2 separate regions of the Homo sapiens genome follow, and region 2 is linked to region 1. Evidence: read pairs that join two places in POLR2A ChIA-PET (ENCODE). Cell type or tissue: PC-9. All regions are shown on one strand.

What was found. ChIA-PET counts read pairs that join two places held together with the same protein. Peaks named below come from ENCODE experiments on the same cell type or tissue, not always from the same donor. Only the 100,000 strongest peaks of a DNase experiment are listed, where the experiment ranks them.
Region 2: POLR2A ChIA-PET joins it to region 1 with 5 read pairs; 2 of 35 experiments call an interaction of 5 or more read pairs at or near these places.

What each region holds. Positions count from the first base shown.
Region 1 is chr10:52,252,496-52,260,495 of GRCh38, reverse strand. The region is part of intron 10 of PRKG1 (protein kinase cGMP-dependent 1); the gene reads right to left. LOC124902425 (a long non-coding RNA gene) reads left to right here and starts at 6,979. Exons shown (of 2, transcript XR_007062145.1): 1 at 6,979-7,125. In PC-9, no CTCF peak of the experiment used is centred here; a DNase peak (open chromatin) is centred at 3,055; H3K4me3 peaks cover 1,000 bases; H3K27ac peaks cover 2,084 bases.
Region 2 is chr10:52,590,868-52,598,867 of GRCh38, reverse strand. All of the region lies in intron 1 of LOC105378305 (a long non-coding RNA gene), which reads left to right. Among named protein-coding and RNA genes, the nearest start is that of LNCAROD, 120 kb to the right of the region's middle. In PC-9, CTCF peaks have their summits at 3,220 and 3,419 (motif pointing right); no DNase peak of the experiment used is centred here; H3K4me3 peaks cover 365 bases.

The sequences.
Region 1 (8,000 bases):
ATTGACTCTGAAAATCTAAAATGAGTTGAAATGAAACAGAGGATCACATACTGTGAAATTCAACTCTCTTTCTGACATGTGGCCCAATTAACTCATGAAAGGTTTTGCATTGCAGTTATACTTTTGAAATATAGGGATGAATGACTTTATAATTTTTTAAACTGTTACATACTGGAAAACTTTAATAAAATGGCTTATAATCAGATCTTAATGTCTTATTACATGCTATCCTCAAACTTTGTCCTTCTGATGTTACAAAAAGGCTAACGATACAATTCATCCATGTAGCCGAAAACCATTTGTACCCCCTAAAGCTATTACAATTTAAAATATTTTTTAAAATACTGAAAAAGTGCTGGGAGACAGGGCTGGGGGAATGGGAATGAGGGTGGGGAGGATGGGGTTGGAAGGATGTAGAGGAGAACCTGCCAACCATTGAAAGATTCAATGCCTCTTTCAATGATAAGGCAAAATAAAGACATTTTCAGATAAAAGTAAATTAAGGAAAAAAGAAAAAGAAAAAGATAACTTCTTCCCCCATACGATTCTTGTATTTCACATTTATCTTGTGTTTCAGATTTTCACAAATATAAGAGGACATCAACTGTAGCTAAGTAAGTTCAATAAGAATTTACTGGATTTTGCCTATGCCAGTTTACTTCAGGGAAAACAGTCACATTAAAAATTTAAATTGCTTTGTTTGTGCAGATGTGGCATCCAAGGTCATAGTGATGACGAGACAGTGGCTCTCCTTTGTTTAACTTATTTATTTGAACTTCTTTTGGGTAGTGATGATCTCCCCACTCTCAGTGTGAACGTGAAAGGCAGTGGGCTGGAGCTAGAGACTAAGAACAAACTACCTGGCCCACAAAAGCTCCTGACCTCATAGCTCAATGTTCAAGCTAATATGTTGTATATGTCAATGACAATGGGGAATACTGAGGGACCAAGTACTAATTAGCAATAAATTAAATATATGCAATTGATGAGATATATTGAAACATACAGAATTACCTGTTTCATATTTTTTCCAGAAAGCAAGATAAATTATTTCATTTTATTTAAAAAGACATGACTATTTTCTACATAATTAAGACATACAAAGGGACTATTTTTCCCTCTCATGGAAGGAATCCCTCTTTGAAAGTGTTTACATGAAATTTTCAGGAATGCAGACTGCACTGTGGTACAAAATAACCTACTTTTGTCAGAAGAGAAATTATGATGTCTATTTCTGGGAGCAGCGCCACCTAAAAATAGCTTGTCTAGTCACCTTATAGTGCATTCTTTCATGTCATAGATAGAAGTTCAGAGCAGAGTCTGTGTTTATGTGCTTTCATTACTTAATGTCCAAACAACTCTTTTTTTTTTTTTGGCAAGTCTAATCTTTTTAAAGAATATAAACAATCATACTCTACTGATCAGCTATCTAATATTTCTCTCTGCTCCTCCCACAGTAATTCACTCTAGTCTGGTCACTTGCTTTGGTGTCCTGTGACAACATGTGGCCTTTTATGTTGTAACCCTTGCCTGGAATGGCCTTTTCTCAGAATGGCCTTTCCCCATCTGTTCATTTAAATCCCAACCTATTCTCCACTGCCTGGCTTCAGTTCTGTATATCTTCCCAGGCCTTCTTCTATTCCATCAATTTCAAATGACCTCTCTCCTGATGAAATACTAAGAACATTTCTGCATAATTTTTAATTTAACACAATAGCATAATATTTTGTTTGCTACTTTTCCAATATGTTAATCTTATCTTCTTTCTTAGGAGGGGGCAGAAATTCCTTGAGGGCAGGAATCATGTCAGATATTTTTATATCCCACAAATATTTTGGATGTTTTAAAACAGATGATTTTTGCCTAATATGATGTACCCATTATTAAGCTTCTAGTTAAAAAATCAGTAATTCTGGGCAATAACAACAGCTCTTTCAATGACTAAGTGGCCTTAAACCACATATATACATTATTCTTGTCTTCTTTCCTGTAAAATGTGGATCATGTCTCATGTTCTCCTCACAGAGTAGCTATAAGGGCAAAATTATACAATGAACATGAAAGTAATTTGAAGATTATAAAGTAGGGTTCAAATGAAAGGTTATTTTATTAAAGAAATAATATTTCTTGGATTAAAGAAATAATATTTATGTCATAGAAAACAAAAAAGGCAAGTATGACCTAAATGTCAACTTTTGTAAGAGCTGTTTTATCACCAATTATTTTAAGCTTTGGAAAGACATGCCCAGTGCATTCTAGATTTATAGTGATTATTCTAAAATCATATGCAGGTTTAGAGGAGAAACTATTAACATTTTATCTTGTGGTAGGATACTAACTTCAACTACTTGTAAGAAAAAATAGGCATTTCAATTGATTGCTAATATATAAAATTTCTGTAATTTCACAAGATGGGTTAGAAAGTAACATATTTGTTTTCATTCATGTAATCTAAATTTTATTATAATTATCAATGTACAAAAGAAATTTATTCTACAATAATGAGATGAAGTAATGCTTATCTTACTTTATTTGCATATACCAAAGTAGAGATAAGCTTTACTACTTGTAATTTCTGCATTGAAACTGTCATGTGGTTATTTTAGCAGTTGCAGTATATTGTTACTACACCTACTGATGCTCAATTAGTGTTTATTAGATGGGATTTTCATTAGTTCTCTGAAGAACTTATTTTCTGAGAAATGAGTGCTATTTATTAGAGTTAATAATTTTTGTCCGTTTTTATTCTTTTGAAGAATAAACATAACATGAGAATTACATATTTAATAATAAACCACAGAGTACTACTAAAGAAGAGGCTGTGTTAAAATGAAGCAAACTTTCAGTTTCAACCAGTATTGAGTCCTTACTCACTTTAGTCACAGAGGATGCAAGGCCTTAGGGCAGCAGGGTTTCCCCAGGTGTCCGATGTAGCATAAATCACCGTGGGTACACATGGCAATACTGCCCAAAGATCTCCATAGCTATTCTGTTTCATTGCTGTGCGGCTTGGCAGTAGGAAGCTCTTGAAATGTTTTCATCTTACATGGGGTTTCCCTTTGGAGTTAAGTTGCTCACCTTTCGCAATAAGACCCTGCTGACTGAGCAATGGGTTTATCACCTAACTTCTTGCTTAATCACCTCTTAGTTTCTATTTTTTTTTCAATTGGTTTACATAGCACTCCAAGCCTGCTTGCTTGTTTTTATAGTGCCAAGGCAGCTGGCAAAAATGCTGTGAGAGTGGTATGGATGTCATGAACAGACACACCCTGTGAAATACACCTCCTTGTCTTAGCATAAATTGGTTCTCGCGACTACCACATTTTCTTTTCCTGGGCAATCCAGTTATGTGGTTTAGAAACTGAACTGCAGCAGAGAAGGAATGAGAGGTAACTTTTGTATTCAACTTGCCAAGAGCCAGGTCTTTATTATGCCCAACTGAGGTGCCATGGGTTAAGAAGGCTGGAGAGGAACTAGGTATGATTCAGCAGTTTGCACTGAAAATGATTTCCCATTGAGAGGTTAAGAGGTGGGGCTTCACAATTTAGAAGTGAAATGGATGAATAAAAGCAGGCTACTTCAGGGGCACACAGGTTCAGCATAAGGGATATTGAAAATTGTTTCCCATCTCCTCTCATGACAGATCAGAAAGTTAAGAGCTTAGTGGTCTGGAGAAATTTAATAGAGGTTATCACTGAAGGTCATTTGAAGACCTCTGGCTCTTACTTATATTGGAATAATGGTTGCACTCTCAGGCCTTGGCCTAGCAATGGAAAAGAAAAGAGTAAAATACTTTCATTCCCTTCCTTTTCTATGCTTATAGCTGGAAGTGATAAATAAAAAGAACTATCATTAGCATGCTTTAATAATAATAGCAACAATAACAACATTAACACCATTTACTGACCTATGATGTGTGAGACACTATTTTGAGGGCTTTAACTCGTTTAATCTTCACAACCTTGTGAGGTACATATCCTATTATTATCATCATTTCAGAGACAAGAAAAGCAAGGCTCAGAAAGTTTTAAGTAAATGACTAAGCATACACAATGGGTAATATCTGAATCCAGAAAGCCTAATTCTAGAGCTCTAGCTTCTAGCTACCATGTTACACTGTCGGATTTTTTTTCTCTGCAGGTATTTTGCCATTAAACTAGGAGCAGAAAAGGATTTAGAGAAAGGGGAGCCTCTGAGGATATAACAAAAAGAGAGGCACACAGCAGACAATTACTACATCTATTCTAGATTTAGTTCTAATTCAGGTTCTTGAATTCCAGAAGAATTTTTTTAAAGCAAAGGTGTACATATAACAATGAAGTAACACTTGTTTGATTTGGGGGTGGTTGTTGATGGTGGTGGTAAGAATCCAAATATTTTTAAAACCCAGAATGGCAGAAAAAGCTTCTAGTTAAAAAATCAGTAATTCTGGGCAATAACAACAGCTCTTTCAATGACTAAGTGGCCTTAAACCACATAAATACATTATTCTTGTCTTCTTTCCTGTAAAATGTGGATCATGTCTCATGTTCTCCTCACAGAGTAGCTATAAGGGCAAAATTATACAATGAACATGAAAGTAATTTGAAGATTATAAAGTAGGGTTCAAATGAAAGGTTATTTTATTAAAGAAATAATATTTATTAATAAACATTTGTTTCTTCAATAGTTTCATTTTACTAAGTATGTTCCATAATGCATCAGGTTACTTATGTTGATGCCTTAACTCTCCCTCTGCCTCAGAAATGCTATCTCCTGCAAGACGTCTTGTTCCTCCACACACTGAACCCCTGCTGATCATGCTTTGCTTATGAGTTTATTAGTTTACATGATTGCCCCTCCCAGTAGACTGTGAGTCTCTAGAGCTAAGAACTATTCTATTTATTAAATTTTTTATCTTCAATCATAGAGCTCACTACATATATACATAATAACTGATGCAGAAAGAATATAATCCAAAAAGACAGAGGTTATGTTTATCTTATATTTGTTCCTGTGCTTTATCCAAGTTTGCCGCTCTGGTATAGGAGATATGTGGATTGCTAAATAAACAGATTAAATATCTAATATTTAAAGCACCGACTACATATTATTGGCATATTAAAAAATCAGTTTGTCTTTGAGTCATACAAATCTATTCTGAAAAGCAGGTGCCTTTCTCGCAGGGACAAAAGTAGAGTAAATTGGGAATATGACTATAAGGCAATGGGACTAATTTTCACTTGTAATTTGTAAAACAACCTCCTTATTTTACAGTTATACTTTGTAAATGAAGACGATTACCTAGATGACTTACAGCAGTGCTTAGAGCTTTAATTAATAAGTCATATATAAAAAGAGAGCTGAGTTCTTTTGCTGAAAGTGATACTATAAATGGAATGTGTTCTCCTGGAAGACATACTGTAAACAGACAGTAACTGAACACATTAGAAAGACCATTCTTAAAAATAAAGAACATAGGCAGAAAATATGGCACATGCCAGAAAACAGAAAGGAAAGCAGTCCAAATGACTGCCCAGAGGAAATGGTTGTGAACAGGATACTGTCTGATATTAAACAAGTGAATGTCAGTTATGCTGAGAGTATTTAGGAAGAGACTGAATAGCTTAAGACTACAATTCCTATGCCTAAAAGATCTTCACTTTAAGCTTCTGGACTCTTTACTGAACACATTTAAGTTTCTTATTATGTGGCAAAATTATGTACTCACGTCCAAAAATTGATAATAAACTATTTATAAATTCTCCTGTAGAAAAATACTTCTGCATCTACATTTATCTAAATTGACATGAATGATAAAAATTAAGAAATGCTAAAAAGTCTGTGAAGGGTGTAACTACCTTCACACACAAACACAATCTGTATGTCAAACAGTGATGAGAAAACTACATTCTTAACTTCACTCTAACAGGAAATGAAGTTCAAAAATTCAAATTTCTAAATTCTTTATACTCCACTGGAGGGTTTATAATTTTATAATCTTATTTCTGGGAAATTTTTTAAAATACTATTTTAAAATTAAAGTGTAACTTATGGTATTATCTTGAAATGTCATTTACCTGCTCAACATTACTGCTAAACTAAGACACTAAGTATTATATACTTTGTATTAACATGTTGAGCACTGTGTACATAAATATGAAATTAGCTTATATGAAGATTTATTGCTTAGATATTGCTTCAATAGCACTTTATAATATTGACAAGATTATCTTGCATGCGTCATTCTCAGAGGAGAGTAAAACTTCTGTAATCACAAAAGAACTGGTCTCTGCCTACATCTTACTCCTAACTCTGATGGTACACTGTTACCCTTATGGTGATTGATTATATTCCGTGACAATGTTATGTACAATTATGGGCAAAGTGATGAGGCCAAACTCCCAATTCCAGCATCATTGAATGTATGTAAAAGATGAACAATCACAGATAATATTTTAATACCCCAAAAGTAATATTATCAGGCAATTAGTAAGTGGCAAGAATTGGGAAAATAAGGTATTAGTGATCACTTAAGTGGCTGGTCCACATTGAATACTGAAGACAATATAGGCATTCTGATTGTCTACAGTGTGTTGTGGATGTACAAGACAACAAAAGCTGATGTGGCCGTAAAAGGTTAAGGACGTGCACTCCGTCCCGATGTAGAAGTTGTACCCAATGATCCATTTTGAATTTATCACTCAGCAGTAATATCTACAGTTTTTGCAAAGTGGGCTATAGTTCCAATCTCAATTAATTCTTAGGACTATGGTGTTCATTATATATAAACATCTGTCTAAAAGAGTAAAATATAATATCCATGAGAGGAAAATTAGGCTATCTGGTATTTCTCTGGGGATGGAGATTATATGTACATATATATGTATATATATGATATATATACTCAAACATGCACATGAATACACAGAAATGAGCATACACATGTGTGCACACACACGAGAGCACACATGCAAATTTTTGTTTTTAAACTAACTTTTATATGCCCACATTAAATTCTTCCCAATTTTGAGGCTAATCAAAATTTTGTTTGTACCTCCTCATTTGCTTTTCAGAGGATCTTCTAGAAGATTTGCACTATCAGCTTGGTATTCAGTTCTCTAGCTTGAAATGATTTCAGTGCCTGTAAGTTATTTTCAGTATTTCAAAAATCTTAAGTAAATTCCTATATTTCATGTAATATCTCACTGGTAACTTCAAAGATCACCATTTAAGTTATCAAACTTCTAAGAGTTCACAAAGTTGTAACACTGATTTTTTTTTTGTCAACAAAAATAGTAGTTTTATTGTCCTTCGTCTTTAAAAAATAATATTTAAGGACCTATAACAGTCCTACAATCACTCTCTGAGAAATTCTGTCCCTTATACTGCTTCATTTGGAGACTGTTTTAGAAATACGCAACTATATAAACACACCAGAAAATAAATCCTGTATGGCAGGGAGCTCTGTCCTCTTTCCTGCCTGTATGTCCCAACACCTCCAAATCAAAGCAGTTCATGTATAATGCTGTTAATGAATCTTTATTAGCTATACAGACAATTATGATTTGCCACAAAACCAAAGTTCTTAAAAAATAAATCCATGGCTACATTAATTGGTAGGGTTCAGAAAAGCAAGAGGTTTGTCTAGAACCTTACTTTTTTTTTTTTTTCTCCCAGAACTGAAAATACTCATATTGTCAAAGGCACACTATGGACTTTCAAGTCACAGGTGATATTACTACAGTATCTCCAACCAGTGTTAAGGGAAGCATAATACCAATTCAGTGAGGCATATGGCTCTAAAACCTTCTCATCTAATATTTAAGTAAATAACATCTTTCTACCTGTTCAAGTCAGAAATTCCAACTGCAATACAAATAGACAAATATAAAAATAGTACTGGGTCAATGTACTTTTAAGGAAGGGGATTTCTCCTGACCCCTGATGGCAACGGTAACTGTTTACTGCACTGTACACAGTCTCAGGGAGTTCCTCACATACTGTACTGGTGTCTGATA
Region 2 (8,000 bases), 340 kb before region 1:
GGTATATCACTCCCAAATCTAATAGAAAAGTGGCATCCGCTAAAAATAAGGACTTGGAGAATATATAATTGTACTTTTCCACTCATTGCTTTGATGAGAGAACAATTCTATAGTGCCTACCAATACTGAAATTAATGTAACAGCCAAAGCCACAGAAACACTTGGATAAATAGTGGGTGTTTATGGCAGTGGGATTTTGACATTGTGGCAACACTCTTTATTACAATTTTATTTTGAAGAATTGTTACTGTTGCTCACTTTTAAAATAATATTTGAGTTTGATAACCATGCATTAATCAGAAATCAGCCTATTGCATTTTACTGTACAAAGGAACCATTACTGAATCTAAAAACAGTTGATGATAGTGACATTATCACTATTATTAATTTATAATAGTGGCTATTTTCCTGTTATTAAAACCATGTGAAAATTTCAATTAAAATTAACTTTTTAAAGCTGAGTAACCCCAGGAAAGAGACAATGCCCATCTTTTCCAGGGGCAGGGAACAAGTTTCTGTCTTAGCTGCATGTAATCCTCCATAAAGATGTAGAAATTGAAGAGTACCTTATTATACCACAGATAATTTATCAATTTCATTCTGCAACTGAACAACTTCCCTATTCCTGGTTTGCATGGAAGACAGGCTAGATTAACTCACTGAGATAAATATTCCCCAAGATTTTTATGAATTACAAAAGGTTTTTTTTTTTTTTTTGCTATTTCAAGAGGAGCATTTTATTGCCTTGGTAGCTGAAAACAAATCTTCATGTATTATTCCAAATGACTTGCCCAGTTTGCCTCCTAAGATATGGATCGAAAAAATAAATATTATATTTTAGATAATGAAAGTAATGGGTACCCAATGTGAAACTTGAAAAATGGGTAAAAAAATAAAAAATAAATAATGGTCATTAAGTAGGAATATTTTTATACATTTTTAGAGTTTTCTGTGAATAAGTATTTTCCACAATTGAGAACACATTGCATATTATCATTTCAAGTCACATTTCTTCCTGACTTAGTATTATAGCATGTGTATATCATTTAGAATTTATTATATTTCAAGGGTCAGTAAACCCAATTCAAACTGGCTGAAAAAAATCCAGGATATTATTGGCCATAGAACTGAAAAATCCAGCAGGAGAAGTAGATTCAAGCACACACCAAAAGTTCGTCTGGGCTCTGGTTTTATTTACTTTCACTTCTCTCAGATTTACTTTCTTTACTTGGCTTTTCCTCATATTAGCTTCCCTTATGGTATGGAACTCAAACCACTAGAATCAGTTCCAGACTTTACACCCTCTTACCACTGTATTCAAAGAGAGATATTGTTTTCCAAAGCTCTTATAAAAGAAAATATTTTTTCCAATATTTCTAGAAAAATATCAATGGTACACTCTAATGAGAGATGTTTAGATCTGGTGCACGCCCCTAAAACAATCTTTAAGACAAGGGAACATTTTTTTCTGATAGGCTTAGACTTGGGATACATGTTCCAACCCATCTGGTCCACACAGACCAAGTACTATTTAATGCACTTATAACTACCACCTTAAAAGTATCTATGCACTTATAACTACCACATTAAAAGTATCTTCACAAATATCATTGTAATGTCGGTGTACTATCTCATTTTACTGTTATATCAACATTTTATTTAACATGCTTCTCTTATTAGATATTTAGGCTGTGTCCAACATTTCTTTTTTTTTTGTTGTTGTTGTTGTTGAGACGAAGTCTCACTCTGTCACCCAGGCTGGAGTGCAGTGGCGGGCTCTCGGCTCACTGAAAGCTCTGCCTTCTGGGTTCACACCATTCTCCTGCCTCAGCCTCCTGAGTAGCTGGGACTACAGGTGCCCGCCACCACACCCAGCTAATTTTTTGCATTTTCAGTAGAGATGGGGGTTTCACCATGTTAGCCAGGATGGTCTCGATCTCCTGACCTCGTGATCTACCCACCTCGGCCTCCCAAAGTGCTGGGATTATAGGTGTGAGCCACCGCACCTGGCCAACATTTCTGTAATGTAAATCATTTTGCAAATATCCTCTTTTATAAATATTTGGCTGCCTCGGGTTTTAATCTTTTAAAGATTACTACAAGTATAGTAGTTAGACCAAAGAAAAAGATATTTTTCTTTCTTATGTTGCTTTTTAGAAGAACCATATACCTCATATGTAGGGATACCTATCTATTACACCCTTGCCAGCATCATTTTTTAAAAATCAAAACTTTGTAATTTGTGAAATCATATACATCATGGTTATTTTTATTCAACTTTATTTACTTTACTAATGAAATTTATATTTCTCTTTAGTAATAATTGAGAATAGTAATTGGGCACTACTGTCCACCAATTACTAGTCTGGACTTAGATATATCAGATTATTTCAACATCTTAAAACCTATATAATTAATTAACTTGCCAAAAGTAAAATAAATAGTTAATGGATGGCCATCCAGGATTCAAATCATGTTTACCTGACTCAAATCTAAGCTTTTAATAATCTTGCAAAACTACTTCCTGAATTATCCATAGCAACTATTTGTATTTCCTACTTTGTTATTTGGTTATAACATTTACTATGATTCACTGGGAAGAATTCTAATCTCTGCTTGTTTCCAAAATCTAAAATAGCCAAAAGGCATCACAATTGAATTCACTATAGAATTGAAACTTTTCTAAGGAAAAATGAAAAATCTGGTGAAAGTCAAAGTCACAGTTTCTACACAGATTACTACCATTCTGTCATTCAGCACATGGGTGCTAAACTGAAATGCTCTACATAACTTTACATTATTAATGTTTGCAAAAGGCAAAAAAAAAAAAAGAATTTATTGCTTTAGCCCTCTTCTCTACGTCCTTGTCTGTCTGTCATGGCTGAAAGCAAAGTCTACAAGTGTTAATAAGATCTCTCTACAATTTGTATTTAAAATGCTTACAAAATTGGAAATGGAAAGAGTATCTTGCCAACTTACACTAATATTCCCAGTTCATAGGTTGAAATATGAAAGAGAAGATTATAAAACTTGTATCTATGTGTTTGTATTAGCATGAAACAGAATTACATTCACAAAAGGCCTTTATGATTTTGCTAAAGAATATTCAGCACAGATCAAAGAAACACATTATTCTTATATTGTGAACATAGTAAGCCACAGGAAAACTTTTACCTTTTGTAAAAGTTTCTGGGGCATCAAGTTACCCACTGGAAGATGAATTTTTACATCCTAATTCATTTCACCAGAAATATTTATAAGTCATATGTATTTCTCTGTCTCTCTCTCTCTCTCTCTCCGTCTCTCTCTCTCTCTCTCTCTCTCTCACACACACACACACACACACACACACACACATACACACGTGCGCAGAAAGATACTTATGGGAGGTCACATTCTACGTATCTATTGCACTTATATCACTTCAAAAAGTCACCAGTAGAGGGAGTAAATAATTTGAAAATCAAATTAATTTTGATTTATTTTTTAAGTTGTATAAATATTAACCTATTTCTGTAAAAGATCTGACTAACAAGTCCCATTATTACTTATGCAAGATTTATAGCTGTGTAAGACACTCTTAAAAATATAAAATATAATTACAAATATAAGATTTATAACTGTATAACTCTCAAAAAATAAAATATAATTATAATTACAAATATAATTTATAAATCTCTTAGTAATCTAAATCATAATCACACATGTTAAAAAAAGAATATGGACTTGAATCAAATGGACCTGGGTTTTTCTCTCCTTGCTCAGATTTTTTTCTAATTGTGGAACTTGAGACAAGCCATTCAATTTACCTGTTTCATTTTTCATGTCTTCCAGATGCAACCACATAATAAATCGAGATATGATGTCACAGAGTATAGGATTAAATATAATGATGTATGTAAAGTTATTAGCATTAAGAAATATTAGGGTTTTTTTTTTTACTTCATTAGTTTTCTCCATCTATGCGTAATTCACCTTGCTCTCTTCCCACCTCCCTTTTGAGTATCAACAACCTCTAGATTGGAAAGGAGTGAAAAGGCGTTGAAATATCTCTCTCGCAAGTTGTATTGTCCACCACTACTTGCTCTACCACATGATACACCACTCTGACTTCTCTCAGCTCTGCCATCTCCTTAATCTGTTTTTGGTATTACCTGAAATTCCAAGACACAATCCCTTCAAAAATAATGTATCTCCTCCCCGAAGACATCCTCCCCTTTTCTATTCCATTTCTTCAGTCACCATAGCAATATCGCACAACGCCGTTGAAGTATATCAGAGTTTCCTAATGGGTTTGGTCATCTGAAGGGATTTAGAGTGTCCATGACAGAAAATTAAAGAAAAATCTCTAAATATTCCCAAAGTCTAATATAAAAAAAACCATGAAATTAGGGATTCTTCAGTCAGGATATTCTCTTCAGGAGCATCCATTGCTCTTGAGCTTCTTTTCTGAACTCAGGTTTGAACTTTCTAGAAAGCCCTCCTTCCTCTAACCTCTTCTCTGAGAGTTACCACCCTTAGGGAATACAAACACAAGCTCACAGATGCTGGTCTTACTTCAGGCTCACTATCCTCATAGAATACTTCCCCAAGACTAAGTTGTCTGCTTGACATAGTACCCTAGACCTCCAGCAGGACACCCAAGGTGTTGCTTGGCACCTCATATCCCACAGAACACTCTGATTGTGAAAAGGCTATTCCAGTTTGCTCCTCTTGAAGTCATCTGTTTAATTGTATTATGGTCAGTGGATAGCTGTTGGAGTGTACCTGGGAACACACACACACACATTTCAATTTCCAAAGGACAAAATTTTTATTCTCAGAGTTCATTTAATCCTACAGGAAGGAGAAGCACATTTTCCTAATTGCATCAGTATTTGCAAGGTCACCCATTTTACTGGGTGTTAGTAATTCACATTTTAGGCAGGGCGACATGATAGTTCATTTGTTTCACCTGAACAGACTCTCAATTGTGCACTCAGACCTGCCCTAAATAATACATGAGCCAACTGATGACTTACTTATCTGCTAATTGTGACTGCCATAACCACACAAATACTTGAGTTTACTCCTTATAAGGGTCCAGTTAAATGGAGCAGCGTTTTCCTAGTGTATGCCCCACAGCCGACCTTTGAGAAGGCACAACGAAGTGTGTGCCAGAGGCTCATAGAAGGTAGGAACAGATGCTGCTTAGCATAGGAAAAGTGAGAGATGTTTCAGTGTTAGGAAATGGCATACTGGTAGAAAAATAGGCAGAAAAAAGGTTAGACTCACTGATATGAAAAGAGAAAGAAAGAGTTGCTTACTAAAAAAGACTTGCCTCCAAGTCAACAAGTGTAAGATAAACAGGACTCATGATTGCACAAGTAAAAGTGTCTTGTGATTACACTTCCTATATCCATTCTTAATAAGCTAATCTTGCTGATTTATTTTCCTTTATGTATTTTTTTCCTTTTTTAACCAGAATATTATTAGTACAGAACATGCATCTTCCTCTCTACCTAAAATCAACACATCTATGTTGAATTCCTTGTACATACCAGGCAAAATGCCAATCACTGGAAAAATACAAATAAAATACAAACCGATTGATATAGGCCAGGATCATGTGCTCCACCTCCAAATTCTTGACTGGTGTCAGTCTCACTCAAACCACCTGTCCTCAGAGAAGAAGGGTGGTTCATCAAAGAGATTGGGATACGTGATCACCAAAAGAAAAGTGAATGGATTATGGGGGGCCAGAAAATGAGGTCTCCACCGTATCAGGTGTGACTTCTTATTTCTAAGACTCTAGCCAAAGGGCTCAAAGGGCAAGATTTTATATTTCATATAAAACAAAAAATTATGTTGCTGACTTTTTTTAAAAGATTATTCCTATTTATGACCTAAACTTTAGAAATCTTTTTGCATACCCGAACCTTATCACAGCAATGCTACACAGTACCTGGTCCACGTTTAAGTACTGGACCCAGCACAGGGGTGGCAAAAGTAATCAGCAAAAGACTCTAAGAGGGAAAAATACATGAGAAAAAGAATCAGGGCAGTATAATGATAGTAAGCTTGACTACACTGGATATACAGGCATATCTTGGAGATATTGTGGGTTTGGTTCCAGACCACCCCTATAATAAAAATATCTCAATAAAGTGAGTCACACAAAATTCTTAGTTTACTAATGCATATAGAAGTCATGGTGGAAAGGGGCAGAGTAAAATGGTGGAATAGAAGTCATCGCTGATAGTCGCCCCTACAGGAACACTAAATTTGACAACTATCTACATCAAAAACACCTTCATAAGAATTACAAATCAGGTGAGTACTCACAGTACCTGGCTTTAATTTCATATTGCTGAAAGAGGCAATGAATAGAGTAGGAGGCCATCTTGAAATGCTGAAGCCACCTGTCCCGCCTCTTTCCTCACACACTCTTTTCCACAGTGGCCCCATGGTGCAGAGAAATCTGTGCCCTTTGGCAGAGGGTTAGCTCAGCGATTGTGAGACTTTGCATTGAACTTCGTGCTGCCCTGTCAGAGCAGAAAGCAAAACCCGGCTGAACTTCGCTGATGCCCGCCCACCAAGGGAGCATTCAGACCAGCCTGAGCCATAGTGGAATTGCCCAACCCAGAAGTTGAAACTTGAGTTCCGGCTTCTCACAAGCCTCACCACCATGGGCTGAAGTGTTCTCAGGCCCCAGATTGAAAGGCAATCTAGGCCACAAAGACTACAAGCCCTAGTTCTGAGCTGGGCTCTGAACCAGTGGAATTTGGGGGCACTCGACTTACTAAGGCACTGGCCAGGCCAGCTAAGGCAGTGCTTGCACCTCCCCTCCCCCAACCCCAGGAAACACAGCATGAGTCTCCAAAAGAAACCCCTTCATTCTGCTTGAGGAGAGGAGAGGGAAGAGTACAGAGGACTTTTGTCTTTCATCTTGTATAGTAGCTCAGTCACAGTAGGATAGGGCACCGGTCAGAGTTGTGAGGCCCCCATTCCAGGCCCTAGCTCCTGAACAACATTCCTAGATACACCCTGAGCCAGAAGGGAAACCACCTCCTTGAAGGAAAGGACCCAGTCTTGGCAGTATCCATCACCTGCTGACTAAAGAGCCATTTGGCCCTGAATAACCAGCAGTGATACACAGGTAGCACGCCATGGGTCTTGGTGAGATTCCGAGACATTTGGGCATCAGGTGAGACCCAGCACATTCACAACTATGGTGGCTATGGTAATGAAGTGGCATCATTGTCTGGAGTAAGTACCTAGGGTTTGTCATCTTGTGCTGAGAAGATTAACGACACGGACACACACACACAGTGTGTTAGGGAGCAGAAAGCTTAATAGGGAGAAGAAAGGAGAGAGGAGAGCAGGTCTCTCTCTTTTGGGAGAGAGGCATCTGAAAAGAGAAGAGCTGTGACTGCAGCAGATTTTATAGGCAGGCTTGGGGAGGTGGCGTCTGATTTATGTAGGGCTCACAGATTGGTTCAACCAGGTGTGATGTTTACATAGCACAAGGGAAAGGCTAGTCATCCCATCCTAATCTTATTATGCAAATGGACTATTTGGCTGGCACCATCTGGTCTGTTCCTACAAGTGACTGGCAAAGGGAAGGGAAGATGGAGTCACCATTTTGAACATGTCAAGTCCTAGGTAGCTTTTTCCTGCTGGCATTCGCCCGTGCAAGCTTCCAGCTTGCTTGTCTATGTCTGCAGCTTGGTTTTACAGGCTACTCTTTATTAGAAAATGATTTGGGGGCTGCTCTTCATTAAAAAGGATAACCTTACTGAGGACTCCCATACCTTCACTATCTGCCTAAGTAGTTTCCTCTTAACTCCTATATCAGTAAGACTCCTGCTTGAGAAAAGCAGAGGGAAAACTAAAGGGGACTTTGCCTTGCACCTTAGGAATCAGCTTGACCACAGTTGGGTAGAGTGCCAAGCACAATCTTGGAGTCTCTGATTCCAGGCCTTGGCTCTTGGACATTATTTCTAGACCTGCCCTGAGCC